Linked DNA regions of Homo sapiens: region 1 is linked to region 2. Evidence: chromatin loops called from intact Hi-C (ENCODE). Cell type or tissue: PC-3. All regions are shown on one strand. Links, peaks and the distances in the headings refer to the core of each region. The heading gives the core; the rest is flanking DNA. Region 1 overlaps SYT16 (synaptotagmin 16). Region 2 overlaps SYT16 (synaptotagmin 16).

Region 1 (8,680 bases), core at 4,303-6,802, 140 kb before region 2:
TAACATCAACATCACAATGGTTGCATTTTCAATATTCTCTGAGTAAGTTCTGTTTAAAACACTTTCAAAACTAATTTTTTTCCCGGCAGGATGATATAAGCGGACAAAACTACCATGCGACTGAAAAGGAATTGATCAAAATACGGAGTCAGAGACATTGGCAAAAATGGCTTTAATCTGAGCAGAAAGATACATTTCAGTTTGGCTTTGTATTGAATATTTTCAATAATGGTCAAATTTTCCTACTGTCCTAACCTCCTTAACAAAGCTAAACATCTTACAGCTTATCTGTGCTATCTCCTGATGCCTCTTCATGGAAGAAGGTGGGAGGGATGGGTGGTGGAGGGTGGTCAGCTACCAGCTGCTGTTAAAATCTGTCAACTGGCAAGTGAAGCCTTCTGATTTGTGAGCAATTTCCAAAAGAAAAAAAATCAGAACTACCATCTGGGAAGTAGGAAGAAGATACCACTTGGCAAAAATGATTCAGAAAACACAGGCAAACACAGAAACACACACAAACATATCAATGTGTACACACACATACACACAGAGAAAGGCAATGGCCTCAGCTGATAAAACCATCAATCTCCTCCTACTACTTTTTTTTTTTTCCAACTAGACTAACATCAAAAGCGAGGTCAGAGGGTGAGCGACAGAACTATTGACTGGATTCTATTGATAGCCCCACTGCTGACTCACTACTCTACTTCAAGCAAACCACCTGTTATGAATTTAGGGCATAGTTTATCAATTTGCAAAGCAGGTGTGTGCATTCTCACCTTCCACAAATCATGAGGCTCATTTAAATGAGGATTTCAAAGAACTGTGCTATTCTGGGAATAGAACTCCCGAAAGGAAGTGTAACATGTCATTTTTAGAGTTCCAAATGATCTCCATACACTCATCAAGAGTCTTCACAATCAACAGAAAACCACCAGTGGGCACCGCTATTCGCTCAAGCAGGTGCAGTGGAAAAGCCCGACGCCTATTCCCAGCATGAAACATGGCTGCCCCAAGTATTGGAAGAACATGATGCTCTTTCTATCTCCTTTTCCTCCCACATTCACCCAAGACTGTGCTCCAAAGGGACCACTTCACAACCAGGTGTGATGGTGGGTGCCTTTAATCCCAGCTACTCAGGAGGCTGAGGCACAAGAATCACTTGAACCGGGGAGGCAGAGGTTGCAGTGAGCTGAGATCATGCCACTGCACTCCAGCCTGGACAACAGAGCGGGACTGTCTCAAAGTTGCAGGGGAGAAAAAAGAACCATTTCATTCTTAACTGTGATGCTCAGGCTGGCCCTATGGGAACCACTCAGATGAAAAGTAGTTATGCAAAGCTTGCTACTCTGGCCTCATTCTGAATTTTGCACTGAGGGATAGGATAGCTACTTTCAGTATTAAGAAATAGTTCCCAGAACTTAATGTTAAAACATTCCACATTTGTCTTTGATTTCACCTGATAAATTCCACTCAGTTTCTCCTACTTTTTCTGAATTACACTTTAAGGTACTGTCATTATGCACAATACTTTCAAGTTCATAGTTATAAATTAATTGTAAATTTTCTTTTACAATTATCTTTTAAACTCAATTAAAAATAGTATGGGGTTTACTTTTTTTTAAAAAAAGAGTATTTATTTCAGCACTAGTTGTACAATAGAAGAACATAAGACTTTGGTCTCTCAGAATGGTAACATTTTAATGTCTTTTCCCATTCAGTCATAAACCTGTTCTCCTTAATTAGCCTTTTCAGGTAAACCTTAATCCTACTTTGACACTTATAATTAACACATAAATTAATATAAAAATTTTTCCAACTCACCTAAAAGTTTAAATGAACAGAGGAATTTCACAGTTAATTCTGTATAGAGAGACCATAACATTGTGGTTAAGAGACAGGCTGCCTATATTCAAATCTTGGTCTGTCAAATATGAGCTGTGTGACCCTGGTAAGTTTAAATGCTCTGTGCCTCAGCTTCCTCTTTTGTAAAATGGAGTTAATAGTATTTACAGAATTGTTGGGAGGATTGAATGATTTAGTGTACATAAAGCATTTAGAACTCGTACAGTAAGCAGGCTTTCAGGAAGCGATAGTGATTATAATCATTGTCATCCCAACCACAACACTGTCCAATACAACTTAGTAAATGCACAACCCACTGTGTTTGGGGCTCTAATCAAACCATTGCAAGACAATCAATTGAAGGTAGAAGCCAAACATAAATGACTAGTCAGCACATCATATAATGGCATAACACAACTGAGCAAATTCTGCCTTCCAAAACCCAGCCAGGCCAGGAAGGACACAGAGCTGTCTTCTCAATATAGAGAACCTCAGATGGAACATCACAGCCTTCAGTGATAAGAAGGATAAGGGTAATAACACTTTCTGGCATATAAAACTCAGAGGTTTCTCTTTCCCAAGGAATCAAATCCCACATTTGGCACAACCCCCAGCAGTGAAGAAGTCTGCAATAAAAATGAGCAACATTTCAGAAATACACCGCCTGCACAAAATATAAAGTTCCCTCTGAAATAAAAAGGCTCTTTTCAAGCAGCTTGGGGAAGGCAAAAAAGGAGAACACAAGACTCAAATTAAACATGGCTGACTACAGACTTGAGATGTATTTCCAATCAGGGATCCATGTCTGATTCAATGGGCAGGTCAAAGACAGTGAAACTCCCAACATAACATAAAACATGCAAGGTCTTGGTGCTGCAGGAACCAAAGGATAGTGATCAGTGATATGTCACCTCTGAGAGTATTACTGTGGTGCATGTAAGGCTGGACTGAAATACAATGAACAACCAACTCATGCTTCAGTATAAAAAATGGAATATCTAGTGAGAGAAGGATGATAGTAAACATTTTTAAACAGTCAATGAAACATAGGTAACAACCTGTCAGAATACTGTCTGGATGTAAAAGCTTTGCTTATACCCATCCCTTCCATGTGCCCTTATACAGACCTAGGTCTAGAGCTACCAACCAGAAACTGAGGTTCCTCTCCATCTCTCTTCTTGGGCTCTACTTCTGAGATGGCTACAGCCATTCTCTTTCTTGGTCCTACATCGATATCATTGGATCTACATTCATTTTGGAAAGCATGGCTATCAGAGACATAACATGGTCAAGGCTGAATTAGGATGGGAAGCCATATACTGCAGTCACAGATGCTAAGGGGAGGAAACAGGAAAAGTAAGAAGCTCTCAGGGAACTTTCTCTCATTTTCCCACCTATTTTTAATGAAATAAAGGCTAATTTCAGAAAAAGATAAATTTAAGGCAAAGAGCATTAAATGACAGAGAAGTTAGTTTTACAAAGGATAAAAGACAAAATTCGCAATGAAGACATCAGCATCATAAACAATTTTGCGGAGACACACAGCATTGAAATGTATAAAAAACATTTAAGACATGCATTAAAAAAACATTTTAAGTCTCTGAAAGATCAAGCAGGCAAAAAAGTAGTTGAAAATAAAAATATAACTAATAGCTTCAGGTACATAAAACTTCATCTCTTAAAAGCAAAAAGGACACCTAATTTTAAAGTGTCAAAGTACCTATACTTGGTCTTAAAGGAAAAGCCAATACATTACTAGAAGGAGAAGCTGTTATTCATTTATTCTCATATATTCTCTGAGTACCTTCTACATGCTATGCGGTATACTGGCTCTGATGTTACAGTAGTAACCAAGACAGACATGCTGCTGCCTCTACAAAGCTTAGAAACTAGCAAATGAAAGAGAAAAGAAAATGGGGGCTATGGTTTGACTGTGTCTCCTTCAAAATCCAGGTGTTGCCAAAGTGGTAGTATTAAGAGGTGGGGACTTTAAGAGGTGATTAGGCCATGAGGGCTCCTCCTTCCTGAATAGGACTAAGACACTTACAAAAGAGGCTTCACATAGTGAGCTCACTCAGTGAATTTGCTCTCTTGCCCTTCCACCTTCTGCCATGTGAGGATGCAGCAAGAAGGCCTTCACCAGACACCAGACACCAGATACCAGTGCCTTGATCTTGGATATCCCAACCTCCAGAACTGTGAGAAATAAATGTCTTTTCTTTATAAATTACTCAGTCTCAAGTATTTAGTTATAGCAACATAAACAGATTAAGAAAATGGGTAATTGCAACAGTTTGAAATATACTTTGATATGACAATTGTATGGATCATGGGAGACATTCCCCCCACTCATTGTGATCCATGCTATACTTAAGGAAAAGGGCAGGTTGCTAAGCAAACAAAAAGACAGGGACAAAGAGCTACTCCAAACTTTGAGGGCTCAGATACTACATTACATGTAATAATTTACTATAAGGCATATAAAAGAAAAGCTACCTAATTTTTTAATGAAGACAGCAAAGTGTAGCAAACTTGGAGAATCACCACACATAACCAAATAAGGTTTACCTCAAGAATTCAAGAATAGTTTAATATTAGCAATTAATATGTATCATTTGATCCAATAGAAAAATGTAATTAGAGAAATATTTTATTGTTTTTTTTTTAACAATTTGCAAGTGACTATGGCAAGGGTGCAGAGTACAAGGTTAGTATTCAAAAGTCAACTGCCTTCCTATATACCAACAATAAAACTAAAATAGACCAGCAATAAATTTGAAATTTAAAATAGAATACCACTTACATTAGCACCCCCCAAAATGAAACACTTAGAAATATTTTTGACATTTTGGGGCTGGATAACATAAAAATATACAAAAAATTATGAAAAAAATAAACATTTCACCAAAGGCACAATCCATGAAATAAATAATAAATTGGACTGCATTAAATTAAAAACATCTGCTCTGCAAAACACACTGTCAAGAGAACCATAAGACATGCCACAGACTGAGAGGAAATATCTGTGAAAGATATATCTGATAAACGATTGTTTTCTAAAGTATACAGACAACTCTTAAAACTCAACAGTAAGGAAATGAAAAACCCAATTAAAAATGGGCAGAATGTTTGAATAGATAACCCACCAGAAAATATATACCAATGGCAAATAAGCATAGGAAAATACACTCACCCTCATACATCATTCAGGGGCTACAAATTAAAACACCAATAAGACACTACTACATACTTATTAGAAATGGTAAATGCTGGCAAGGATGTGAAGCAACAGGAACTTTCATTCATTGTTGGAGGGAATGCAAAATGGTATAACCACTTTGGAAGACAGTGTGGCAGCCTCTTACAAAACTAAGATTTCACTATATGATACAACAATTGTGTATTTGTCCAAAAGAATTGAAAACACGTCTACACAAAAACCTGTACACGGATATTTATAGCAGCTTTATTTATAATTGCCAAAATTTAGAAGCAACCAAGATGTCCTTCAGTAGGTGAATGGATACATAAACTGTTACATCTAGATAATGGAATATTATACAGCCCTGAAAAGAAATTAGCTATCAAGCCATGAAAAGATATGGAGAAATCTTAAATGTATACTATAGGTGAAAAAAGCCCACGTGAAACACCTATATACTATATAAGTCCAACTATATAACATTCTGGTAAAGACAAAATTATAGAAACAGTAAAAAGATCAGTGGTTGTCAGGGGTTAGTGAGGAGGGAGTTATGAATAAGCAGAGCACAGAAGATTTTTTAAAGCAGTGAAAATATTATGTATGATGCTATAAATGGTAGATGCATATTATTATATACTTGTCAAAAATCATAGAACATACAACACCAAGAGTGCAGGCTAATATAAACTCTAGACTTTGGGTGATAATGATGTTTCATTGCAGGTTTACTGATTGTAATAAATCTACCACTCTGGTGGAGAAGAATGATAGTGGGGGGAAAATGGAGAACACAGGGTGTATGGGAACTATGCACTTTCCGATCAATTTTATTGGGAACTTAAAACTGCTCTAGAAAGTCTATTAACTAAAAAGCTATCTGTTTTCCATAATTTTTATTTTAAGGATAATACACATACATCACTTTTCTTAAATAAAAGAGTAGTAATCAGTAATAAAAATAGCAATCCTTTGTCCCACCTCGCAATTTTGCTCCTCTGCAGCCAATATTTTAAACTCTTAGAGCTGATTCTTCTGGTATTTACCTTCATTTTTCTAAGTATATTTACACTACTACTTTTCACTTATCAAGTTTGAATATTATAGAATTCCTGCGGTAGATGAAACTCTAGCTATTTTGCACGACTTCCATTCTCTTCCACCTTTGTCCAAATATTATATACAAAATTTTTCATTAAGTCAACAGTTGCTATTTATATTATTATGACCATAAAGATATTGTTCATATCTGAGCTGTTTTACTAATATTTGTAAAAGGGTAACAGGAAAAAATTCAGAAAATATTCCACATTCCTAAGTGGAAAGGCATATTTTAAAGACACCATTTCTTCCTCTACTTTTTATATTAGATAAACACAATAAGGTTTTTATGGGAAATTGATAAAACATTTTCCCATATAAACTTTAGAATCAAACAGCCAAGACTAGCACATGTTTGAAAAAGAATACACTACCAATGTTTGGTTAAAGATAAGATAAACAGGACATGTTTGCAAGGTAGCAAGACTACACGATTAAAAAACTAAGGATGGAGTACCTTTTATCAGAATAACCATCCCACAAAAGCCACCTCTAAAAGCTGAATGAAAAAATATACACAATTGTTTGAACAAAATTTTGAAGCTATTCAAGAACAACTGGCACAGGTAGGACTTAAGAATCTATGATCCTTGAGAGAAGAAAAGCACTGAAGGTAATCTACACATTCACTTCAACTATTTCCTTGGGAGCACTGTTCAAAATTCCACCATGGGGAACTAGAGATGAAGAGAAAATGGTAAAATCAGCCAAAGCAGCTGGGACAAAATTCCTGGGAGTAGGTAAGCACAGAAGAGTGAACCCAAAAATATGAGTAAAAATTTCCCCCAAGTTGTTGGCCAATTCCTAAGCTGGCAGCTGGGAAACTAAAAAGCTAAGCAGAGATTTTATCACCTGTATGTTTGGGGGAAGTCAGAGTTTGGTGGTCAAATTCTACTAAGGTAAAGTACACTTGATAAATACTTGGACTTTCATTGAGATGTGAGGCACTGCAGGTTAGCAATAAGAGCCATCTCTAAGAACAAAGGTAAGACTGCAATAAACCTACCCAAACAAAGCCTAAAATAAGCCCTTGAAAGTGTCAAGGTAATCCACTGGTATTCCAGCTCCCAGCCAGCAGGGAAAAAGAAGAAAAAATCATGGACAGCCTCAACAATTTTTGATGCACAATGTTTGGCAGTAAGTCACAAATTACTGGGCTTACTGAAAAAACAGTACCAAATGACATAAAACCGAAGAGAAAATCAGTCAACAGAAATAGAACCACAAGCAATTCTAACAATGAAGTTATCAGACAAGGACTTTAAAATTATTAAGATTAATATGTTTTTAAAATTTTTTAAGCATGAATATTTAAATAGAGATGTAGAATCTGTTTATAAGGGGACTCAAATGGAAAATCTAGAACTTAAAAGTATTCTATAACTAAAATTAAGAATCCAATTGATAGCTTTGCACAGTGGCAGTATCATAGCCAATGAGTACACAATTATTGCTAAGTGAAATAATCCAATTGATGAACCCAATGGCAGATTAGACAAAGCAAAGCAGAAAATAAGCAAACTGAAAATGCCTACACTGAAGTACATTTTTTAAAACCGGATAGTAAAAAAAGCACAAATAGTGTATGACATATATACATATGTCTGTGTGTGTGTGTGTGTGTGTAATACAAATTATAGAAGGAGAAAAGGAAATGTGGCAGAAGCAATATCTGAAGAAATAGGGGCCAAAAATTCTCCAAAATGAATGAAACATCAAACACGAAATCAAGATAAATAAAAAGCAGATCACACCTAAATACATCATGGTAAAACTGCTTAAGAAAACAAAGAGAACTCGCAGAAACAGCCAGTGCAGAACAGAATATTAGCTTCAAAAGAACAATAAGAATGAGGTCTAAATATTCAACAAAAAATTTCAAAGCTGGAAGACAATGCAATGATATATTTAAAGTGCTGAAACAAAAAAAGAACTACCAATTCAGAATTTTACTTCAAAAATAAAGGAAAATACATTTCAAACACATATATGCTAAGAAATTCATAACCAGCAAACTGGCACTATGAGAAGTACTAAATGGAATTTTTGAAGCTAACAGAAAACAGTCTCATATGGAATTATGGAAATGTAGAAGGGAAGATTGAGTACATGTGTAGGTAGATATAAAATACTGACTAACAAGAATTATAATACTCTTCCCATTGGAAAAGATTGTCTCCCACTCCTTAAAAAAAAAAAAGAAAAAGAAGAGATTTGCAAAATTATAACTTTTATTGAACCCATTAGAAAGCACTTGGCTTTTAGGGCAACCAAAATAACCCAAAATTTAAGAAAAGACAGGAGCCTCCAAAGGGAGACAAGATACTAGAATTTGCTTACCTGAGACAGACAGTGGACCCCTGACAAGCCATTAGGAAGAATTTCAGCTAAAAGTTTTAACAGACTGCTAAAGACCAAGTATGAGTTAGCAAGAGAGCACAAAACTTCTAGGAGCTGCAGACAAAATAGAAATTTACACCCACTCACAGACTCTTCTCAACCACCTTCACTGGATGCTAATGAGAAAGACTG
Region 2 (8,680 bases), core at 3,200-5,699:
ACTGCTTCCACTCAGAGTGGAAGATGAAAGGGAGTTTGCCTGTGCAGAGGGTACATGAGTGGAGAAGAAGTGAGCAAGACAGAGAGACAGAAAGGAGGGGAGGGGAGAGAGAGAGAGGGAGGGAGACAGAGAGAGAGAGAGAGGGAGCAAGAGCGAGCAGAGGGAAGTACCAGGATCTTTTTAACAAACAGCTTTTGCAGGAACTAATAGAGAAAGAACTCACTCATCTGCCCTCCAGAGAGGGCATTAATGGAGTCATGAGGGATCCATTCCCTTGACCCAAACGTCTCCCATTACAGCCCCACCTCCAACATTGAAATCAGATTTCAACATGAGGTTTAGGGGGACAAACACCTAAACTATAGCAGTCAGTTTAGGGAAAATGTCCCCAACCTTGGCATCTGACCACCCTCCAGTATCTTATAAACCTGGCCTCCCTTCAGCAATAATTATAACAATTTGGCTTAGCCAGTAACCCCTTATCTTTGAAGTTTCCTCTTAATAATTTTCCATCCACTGACCCCTACCCTGCTCAGTGGTTATAAACCCCCACTTGTCCTTGTTGGAGTCAGAGTTGAGTCCAGGCTCTCTCCTCCACTGCAAGACCCTATGGCAGTGGTCCCTGCAACTATCACCATGCCTCCCTTGAATAAAGTCTGCCTTACCAACTTTACCAAGTTTTTGAATCTTTTTTTTCTTTAACAGCTCTAAATACCTTATTTTATGCAATGACTATTATGACCTTTTCTGGGCCTCCTACAGTGAATGTGATCCTAAGTCCTTGTACCAATACCAGCGCAAAACCTAAATGTGACAGAGGATTACAAGATGTGGAGTTATAGAGAGATAGCTATTAGTTTTATCCTCATCATTGTACCTTTTTAGAAAAAAATAGATATATCTTGTTTTATTATGCTTTCATTCATTGCACTTCACAGATATTGCTTTTTTTTTTTTTTTTTTACAAATTGAAGGTTGTTGGCAACCCTGCATTGCGCAAGTGTATCAGCACAATATTTCCAACAGCACATGCCTCACTTTGTGTCTCTGTCACATTTTTGTAATTCACACAATAATTTCAAACCCTTACATTATTATTACATCTGTCATGGTGATCTGTGATCAGTGACTTTTGATGTTAATATTGTAATTGTTTTGGGTGCCACAAACTGCACCCATATAAGACAGTAAGCTTAATCAATAATTGCTGTGTGTTTTCTGACTACTCCCTTGACCAGTCATTCCCCCACATCTCTCCCTTTTCTTGGACTTAGTTATTCCCTGAGACACAACATTATTGAAATTAGGCCAATTAAGCTGGGCATGGTGGCTCATGCCTGTAATCCCAGCACTTTGGGAGACCAAGGCGGGCAGATCTCTTGAGATCAGGAGTTTGAGACCAGCCTGGCCAATATGGCAAAACCCTGTCTCTACTAAAAATATAAAAATTAGCCAGGCATGGTGGCGTGCACCTGTAATCCCAGCTACTCGGGAGGCTGAGGCAGGAGAATCGTTAGAACGTGGGAGACGGAGGTTGCAGTGAGCCAAGATCACGCCACTGCACTGGGTGACAGAGTGAGATTCCGTCTCAAAAAAAAAAAAAAAAAGAAAAGAAAAGAAATTAGGCCAATTAATAACCTTACAATGGCCTGTAAGTGTTCAAGTGGAAGGAATTGTCACAGATATCTCACTTTAAATCAAAAGATAAAAATGATAAAGCTGAGTGAGAAAAGCATGTGAAAAGCCAAGACGGTAAAAGCTAGGCCTCTTGCACCAAAGAGTTAGCCAAGTTGTGAATGCAAAGGAGAAGTCCTTGAAGGAAACTAAAATTGCTACTTCAGTGAACACAGGCATGGTAAGAAAGCAAAACAGCCTTACTGCTGATATGAAGAATGTTTTAGTGGTCTGGATAGAAGATCAAACTAACCACAACATTTGCTCAAGCCAAAGCCTAATCATGAGCAAGGCCCGAACTCTCTTCAATTCTATGAAGGCTGAGAGGTGCAGAAGGAAGCTGCAGAAGAAAACTTGGAAGCTCACTGAGGTTGGTTCATGAGGTTTAAGGAAAGAAGCCATCTCCATAATATAAAAGTGCAAGGCAAAGCAGCAAGTGCTGATGTAGAAGCTGCAGCAATTTATCCTGAAGATCTGGCTAAGATCATTAATGAAGCTGGTTATACCAAACAACAGATTTTCCATGTACACAAAACAGCCTTCTATTGGAAGATATCATCTAGGACTTTCATGGCTAGAGAGGAGAAATCAACGCCTGGCTTCAAGGCTTCAATGGACATGCTGACTCTCTTGGTTGGTCCTAATGTAGCTGGTGACTAAATTGAAGCCAGTGCTCACTGGCCATTCTGAAAATGCTAGGACCCCTAAGAACTATGCTCAGTGTACTCTGCCTGTGCTCTAGAAATAAAACAACAAAGCCTGGATGACAGCATATCTGTTTATAGAATGGTTTACTAAATATTGTAAGCCCAGTGTTGAGATCTACTGCTCAGAAAAAGATTCCTTTCAAAATATTACTGCTCACTGATAGTACACCTTGTCACCCAAGAGCTCTGATAGAGATGTGTAAGGAGATCAACGTTATTTACATGCTTGCTAACACAACATCCACTCTGCAGCCCACTGATCAAGGAGGAATTTCAATTTTCAAGTATTATTATTTAAGAAATACATTTCATGGCCGGGCGCAGTGGCTCACGCCTGTAATCCCAGCTCTCAGGGAGGCAAGAGGCGGGAGGATAGCTTGAGCCCAGGAGTTCGAGACCTGCCTGGGCAATATAGCAAGACCCCGTTCTCCATAAAAAGGAAAAAAAAAAAAAGACAAAAAAAAAAAAAAAGACAAAAAAAAAATAAGCGTAACTCCCCTTAAAGAAATGCATTTCATAAGGCTACTGCTACCATATTAAAACCTTCTGGAAAGGATTCACTAAATGTCATTAAGAACATTTGTGATTCATGGGAGGAGGCCAAAATATCAACATTAACAGAAGTTTGGAAGAAGTTGATTTCAACCCTTATGAATGACTTTTGAGGGGCTCAAGACTTCAGTAGGGATGTAACTGCAGTGGAAATAGCACGAGAACTGGAATTAGACGTGGAGCCTAAAGATCTGAATGAATTGATGCAATCTTATGGTCAAACTTGAATGAATGAAGAAGTGCTTCTTACAGATGAGCAGATGAGCAAAGTGGTTTCTTAAGACAGAATCTACTCCTGGTGAAGACGCTGTGGACACGGCTGAAGTGACAACAAACGATTTAGAATAATACAAAAGCTTAGTTGATAAAGAAGTGGCAAGGTTCGAGAGGATTGACTCTAGTTTTGAAAAGAGTTCCACTGTGGGTAAAATGCTATCAAACAGCATCACATGCTACAGAGAAATCTTTTGTGAAAAGAAGAGTCAATCAATGCAGCAAACTTCATTGCTGTCTTATTTTAAAAAATTGCCACAGCCAGCCAGGTGCGGTGGCTCACGCCTGTAATCCCAGCACTTTGAAAGGCCGAGGCAGGCGGATCACGAGGTCAGGAGATCGAGACCATCCTGGCCAACATGGTGAAACTCCATCTCTACTAAAAATACAAAAAATTAGCTGGGCGTGGTGGTGGGCGCCTCTAGTCCCAGCTACTCAGGAGGCTGAGGCAGGAGAATGGCATGAACCCAGGAGGCAGAACTTGCAGTGAGCCAAGATCGCTCCACTGCACTCCAGCCTGGGCGACAGAGCAAGACTCTGTCTCCAAAAAAAAAAAAAAAAATTGCCACAGCCTCCTCAACCTTCAATAACCACCACCCTGATCATTCAGCAGCCATCAACATCGAAGCAAAACCCTCAAGCAAAAAGATTATGGCTCACTGAAGACTTAGATGACTGTTGGTATTTTTTAGCTATAAAATATTTTTTATTAAGGTATGTACTTCTTAAGGCATCACTTTATTGCACACTTAATAGATTACATAATAGTGTAAACATAACTTTTATACGCACTGAGAAACCAAAAAATGTATGTGACTCATTCAATTGAGATATTTGCTTTATTTTGGTGTCTAGAACCAAACCTGCAATATCTCCAAAGTAAGCCTGTAAATAGAAATAATATCTATCAAGTAAGACATTCTAAAACAGGATTCTGTATGTTTTCTAAATGTCTCCTTGCTTTGTCAAACCCCCAATGACCACTTATTAAACATTTATCTGACTATATGTGCAAGGATTCATCCACCCACAAATGTTAATGCTAGGCAGAATTCACCTTCAGTGTTCCCTGAATGCCACAAGAGAATGTTCAGCCAGTCCTTGTTACCTCAGTAATCATCATCATCATCATCATCATCATCATCATATCTGCCATGCACTTTACATAAATAAATTTAATCCTCACAAAAACACTCCATGGCCAAGGGAGGTAATTATCTACCCTCTCTCCCTTTTTAGATAAAGAAACTGAGGCAAAGAAAAAGTAAGTTACTCACCCAACATTCTAAAACCAGCTGAATCAAGTTTAGAATCCAAGAGTCTGGTTCAAGAGCCCATGATCTTACTCTCTACTCCACTACCTCCTTGTGTCCATTTGAAATAAGGTATCTGTTTACACAGTATTAGACAGATAATGAAATTGTGATGATACTTTCTGAAGCAACAGCACCTAAGAAGGAAGGAAAGCTGGATGTGACTCAGTCAAATAAATCAGTAGAGGTTATTTTGCTCAGATCTTTCATGGGAAAAATCATTCCATTACGTTTATGGCCCCATGTCAAAAGAGCACAATTTGGCTTTATTTCCTGGAGTCCTCTGGTTTTTAGTGGGTCCCAAAAGAGAGAAATCTTCTGGAGACTTTTCAATGCTGTACAAAACCACCGATCACATTTATTGACTTTCTGCCCTACAAACAGTGGGAAGAGTGACTTCATCCCCCAATCAACATAACAGATCTTGACACTGCATGAGCAAAAGCTTTTTGCACTCCAAAAAAGCAATTATTTTCTGTGGAAAAAAAAGTCAGCTTCTTAGGCATAATGAACCCACCTATTAATCTTGTCCTGCTACTCCTGCTAATTTTGGAAACAGGAAAGTAGTCACGCCTTGTTGCTCTCGAATTTAAAAACAGGGCACATCATCAAAAACAAAGAACTTTTCAACTTTGTCCTTCAACTGGTCAGGCTTTCTTGCAAGTGGCAACTTCCAATCAGTGGAGAAGAGAAGCTGTTTATCACTTTAAACCTAGATTTTTTCATTGTAGGATATATGCATATCATTGACTGAAGCACAGTGCCTTTAGTAATACAGAAGGTACTTCCTTAATTAGTTGAAGATCTGTGTTTAAGAAAGGAGGCGACGTAATAATTAACTTACTTTTGATCACTTCTAACAATCTTTAATATTAATAAAGGAAGCCTGAAGAGTTTTCTTTTTTATGTTTTTACAAGACTTATTGCTGATGAATGGATTGCTGGGTAGCTCATCAACCCAGATAACTAGTTATATACTTCCTTCTCATAGTTACTGAAAATCTACCTGCTATTATTGAAAAATAGTCCTGAGATTTCAATTTGGAGAAAAGGTAGGTGCAGAAAAACAAAGGCCACTGATGGGTGTGTAGTTGTAGAGGATACAGGAGTGGCAGTGAAATCCAAAGGATGCTGATATGGTTTGCCTGTGTCCCCACCCAAAACCTCATCTTGAATTGTAATCTCCATAATCCCCACATGTCAAGGGTGGGACCAGGTGGAGGTAATCGGATCATGGGAGCAGTTTCCCCCATGCTGTTCTCATGATAGTTAGTGAGTCTCAAAACATCTGATGGTTTTATAAGCATCTGGCATTTCTCCTGCTTGCACTCATGCCATCCTGCCACCCTGTGAAGAAGGTGCCTGCTTTCCGCCATGATTGTAAGTTTCTTAGGGTCTTCTCAGCAATGTGGAATTGTGAGTCAGTTAAATCTCTTTCCTTTATAAAACAGCCAGACCCAGGTATTTCTTCACAGCAGTGTAAGAACAGACTAATACAGTAAATTGGTACCAAGAGTGGGGTACTACTACAAGGATATCCAAAAATGTGGAAGCAAATTTGGAACTGGATAACAGGCATAGGATGGAACAGTTTGGAGGGCTCAGATGACAGAAAAATGTAGGAGAGTTTGGAACTTCCTAGAGACTTGTTGAATGGCTTTGACCAAAATGCTGATAGTGATATGGACAATGAAGTCCAGGCTAAGGTGGTCCCAGATGGAGATGAGGAACTTGTTGGGAACTGGAGTAAAGGTCGCTCTTGGTATGCTTTAGCAAAGAGATTGGTGGCATTTTGCCTCTGCCCTAGAGATCTGTGGAACTATAAACTTGAGAAAAATGATAGTGGGTATCTGGTAGAATAAATTTCTAAGCAGTAAAGTGTTCAAGGGGAAGCAGAGCAAAAACATTTGAAAAATTTGCAGTCCAATGATGTGACAGAAAAGAAAAACCTATTTTCTGGGAAGAAATTCAAGCCAGCTGCAGAAATTTGCATAAGTAATGAGAAGCCAAATATTAATCACCAAGGCAATGGAGAAAATGTCTCCAGGGCATGTCAGAGACCTTCCTGGCAGCCCCTCCCATCACAGGCCTGGAAGTCTAGGAGGGAAAAATGGATTCCTGGGCCTGTCCCAGTGCTCCCCTGCTCTGTGCAGCCTCAGGACATTGTGCCCAGCATCCCAGCTGCTTCATCTCCAGCCATGGCTAAAAGGGACAAAGGTACAGCTCAGACCATTGCTTCAGAGGGTGCAAGTCCCACGCCACCTTGGATGTGAGACATGGAGTCAAAGGAGATCATTTTGGAACTTTAAGATTTCATGACTGGCCTATTGGATTTCAGACTTGCATAGAGCCTGAAGCCCCTTTGTTTTTGCCAATGTATCTTATTTGGAACAGGTGTATTTACCCAATGCCTGTACTCCCATTGTATCTAGAAAGTAACTAACTTGCTTTCAATTTTACAGGCTCATAGGCAGAAGGGACTTGCCTTGTCTCAGATGAGACTTTGGACTTGGACTTTTGGGTTAATGCTGGAATGAGCTAAGATCTGGGGGAACAGTTAGAAAGGCATGATCGTGTTTTGAAATGTGAGAACATGAGATATGGGAGGGGCTGGGGAGGAATGATATTGTTTGGTTTGGTCCTCACCCAAAATCTCATCTTGAATTGTAATCTCTGTAATCCCCATGTGTTAAGGGCAAGACTAGGTGGAGGTAAATGGATCATGAGGGTAGTTTCTCCCATGCTGTTCTCATAATAGTGAATGAGTCTCACCAGATCTGATGGTTTTCTAAGCATCTGGCATTTCTCCTGCTTGCATTCATTCTGTCCTGCTGCCCTGTGAAGAAGTCTTGGGTATTTCTTCATAGCAGTGTAAGAACAGACTAATACAGATGCTTTGAAAATGTGGAAAGAATAGTGATATTAAAATTAACTATAAATTACTTATCATGTAATTTTTTTTAATAGTGCAATCCTGTACTCTCTTGTTTATTATCCTTTGTTCATTCTATTTTTATAATTGGGAGGATAGTATATGGCACAATGTCTGCCATATGAGGGTGATTTAATTAGACCTGTATTTTTAAAAGGATCACTTTGGCTGCTATGTGGAGACTAATTAGAAGGAAGTAATACCTGAGTTCAGAACAGTTCAGAACAAAAACAGATTCGAAGCTGTTTCATTAATTCAATATAATGGCATGCCAGAAGAATGCAAATGGACATAGAAGGAAGAGGATGAATTTGGGAAAAGTATGCAGGCAGTAGCATGGTCAGAAATCATGGACTGGATGTGGGAATGAGAAAAAGTAAGGAGTTAAGGTTTCTGGCTTAGTGGATGTTACTGGTATATTCTCAAAAGGGGAATACTAGTGGAGGAGGGGGACTGTAGAAGAAGATGATAAACACATTTTGGACATGTTGAAGTTGAGGTACCCGTAAGACATTTAAGTAGACATGAGACAAAAGTGACTGGATATATACTGTCACCCCTAAAGCCCAGGCAACAAATATTTGTCAATCTACTGTCAACACTGGACTAAACACTGGGAATGGAACAGTGAAAAAGCTATACATCACCATAGCCATTGTGGAACTTAGAGTCTAGGTGAAGAGAAGGGCATTCAACAACTAGTCACCCAAATGCAAAAAATTGAAGCCATGAAAATGAAGTGTTTCAAAATGGGCAAGGGCTAATTACATCAAATGATGCTTAGAGATGCAGAGGATATTAACAGAGCCATCTATTGGATTTGATAACAAGGATGACACTGGTATCATGACAAGAGCTGCCTCAATGGAATACCAAAACGGAAGCCAGATAAAAGTGAGTTGAAAAGAAAACTGTACAGTGAGGAAGTAGAGACCATGACTATAGGACTTTTATTCAAAAGGTTTTGCTGAGAAGGGGAGCAGCCAAATGGAGCACTGGCTAGAAAGGGACATAAATGTCAAGGGAGAGTGATTTCAGATTTAAGATGGAAGACTGCAAAGCACATTTGTATGTTACTGGAAATATTCCAGCAGAAAGGGAGAAAGTGATTATGTTAAGAAAGGGAACTTTGCAAGAGCCAAGTCAATAAGACCAGAAAAATATAATAAAAACACAAACATTTTTCTTTGGGGAGGTAGTGATGGAAGAGAGCACCAGGGGGGCTTCAT

What was found. A loop is a pair of places that touch in the nucleus more often than their neighbours do. Peaks named below come from ENCODE experiments on the same cell type or tissue, not always from the same donor. Only the 100,000 strongest peaks of a DNase experiment are listed, where the experiment ranks them.
Region 1: it touches region 2 in a loop (5-fold over the local background); 1 of 110 quality-filtered maps calls a loop at or near these places.

What each region holds. Positions count from the first base shown.
Region 1 is chr14:62,021,712-62,030,391 of GRCh38, reverse strand. The region is part of intron 3 of SYT16 (synaptotagmin 16); the gene reads right to left. Among named protein-coding and RNA genes, the nearest start is that of LINC00644, 110 kb to the left of the region's middle. RefSeq lists a silencer at 1,352-1,401. In PC-3, for the core only: no CTCF peak of the experiment used is centred there; no DNase peak of the experiment used is centred there; H3K4me3 peaks cover 944 bases; H3K27ac peaks cover 1,909 bases.
Region 2 is chr14:61,881,053-61,889,732 of GRCh38, reverse strand. All of the region lies in intron 1 of SYT16 (synaptotagmin 16), which reads right to left. Among named protein-coding and RNA genes, the nearest start is that of SYT16, 73 kb to the right of the region's middle. In PC-3, for the core only: a CTCF peak has its summit at 4,573; DNase peaks (open chromatin) are centred at 3,932 and 4,662; H3K4me3 peaks cover 609 bases; H3K27ac peaks cover 2,364 bases.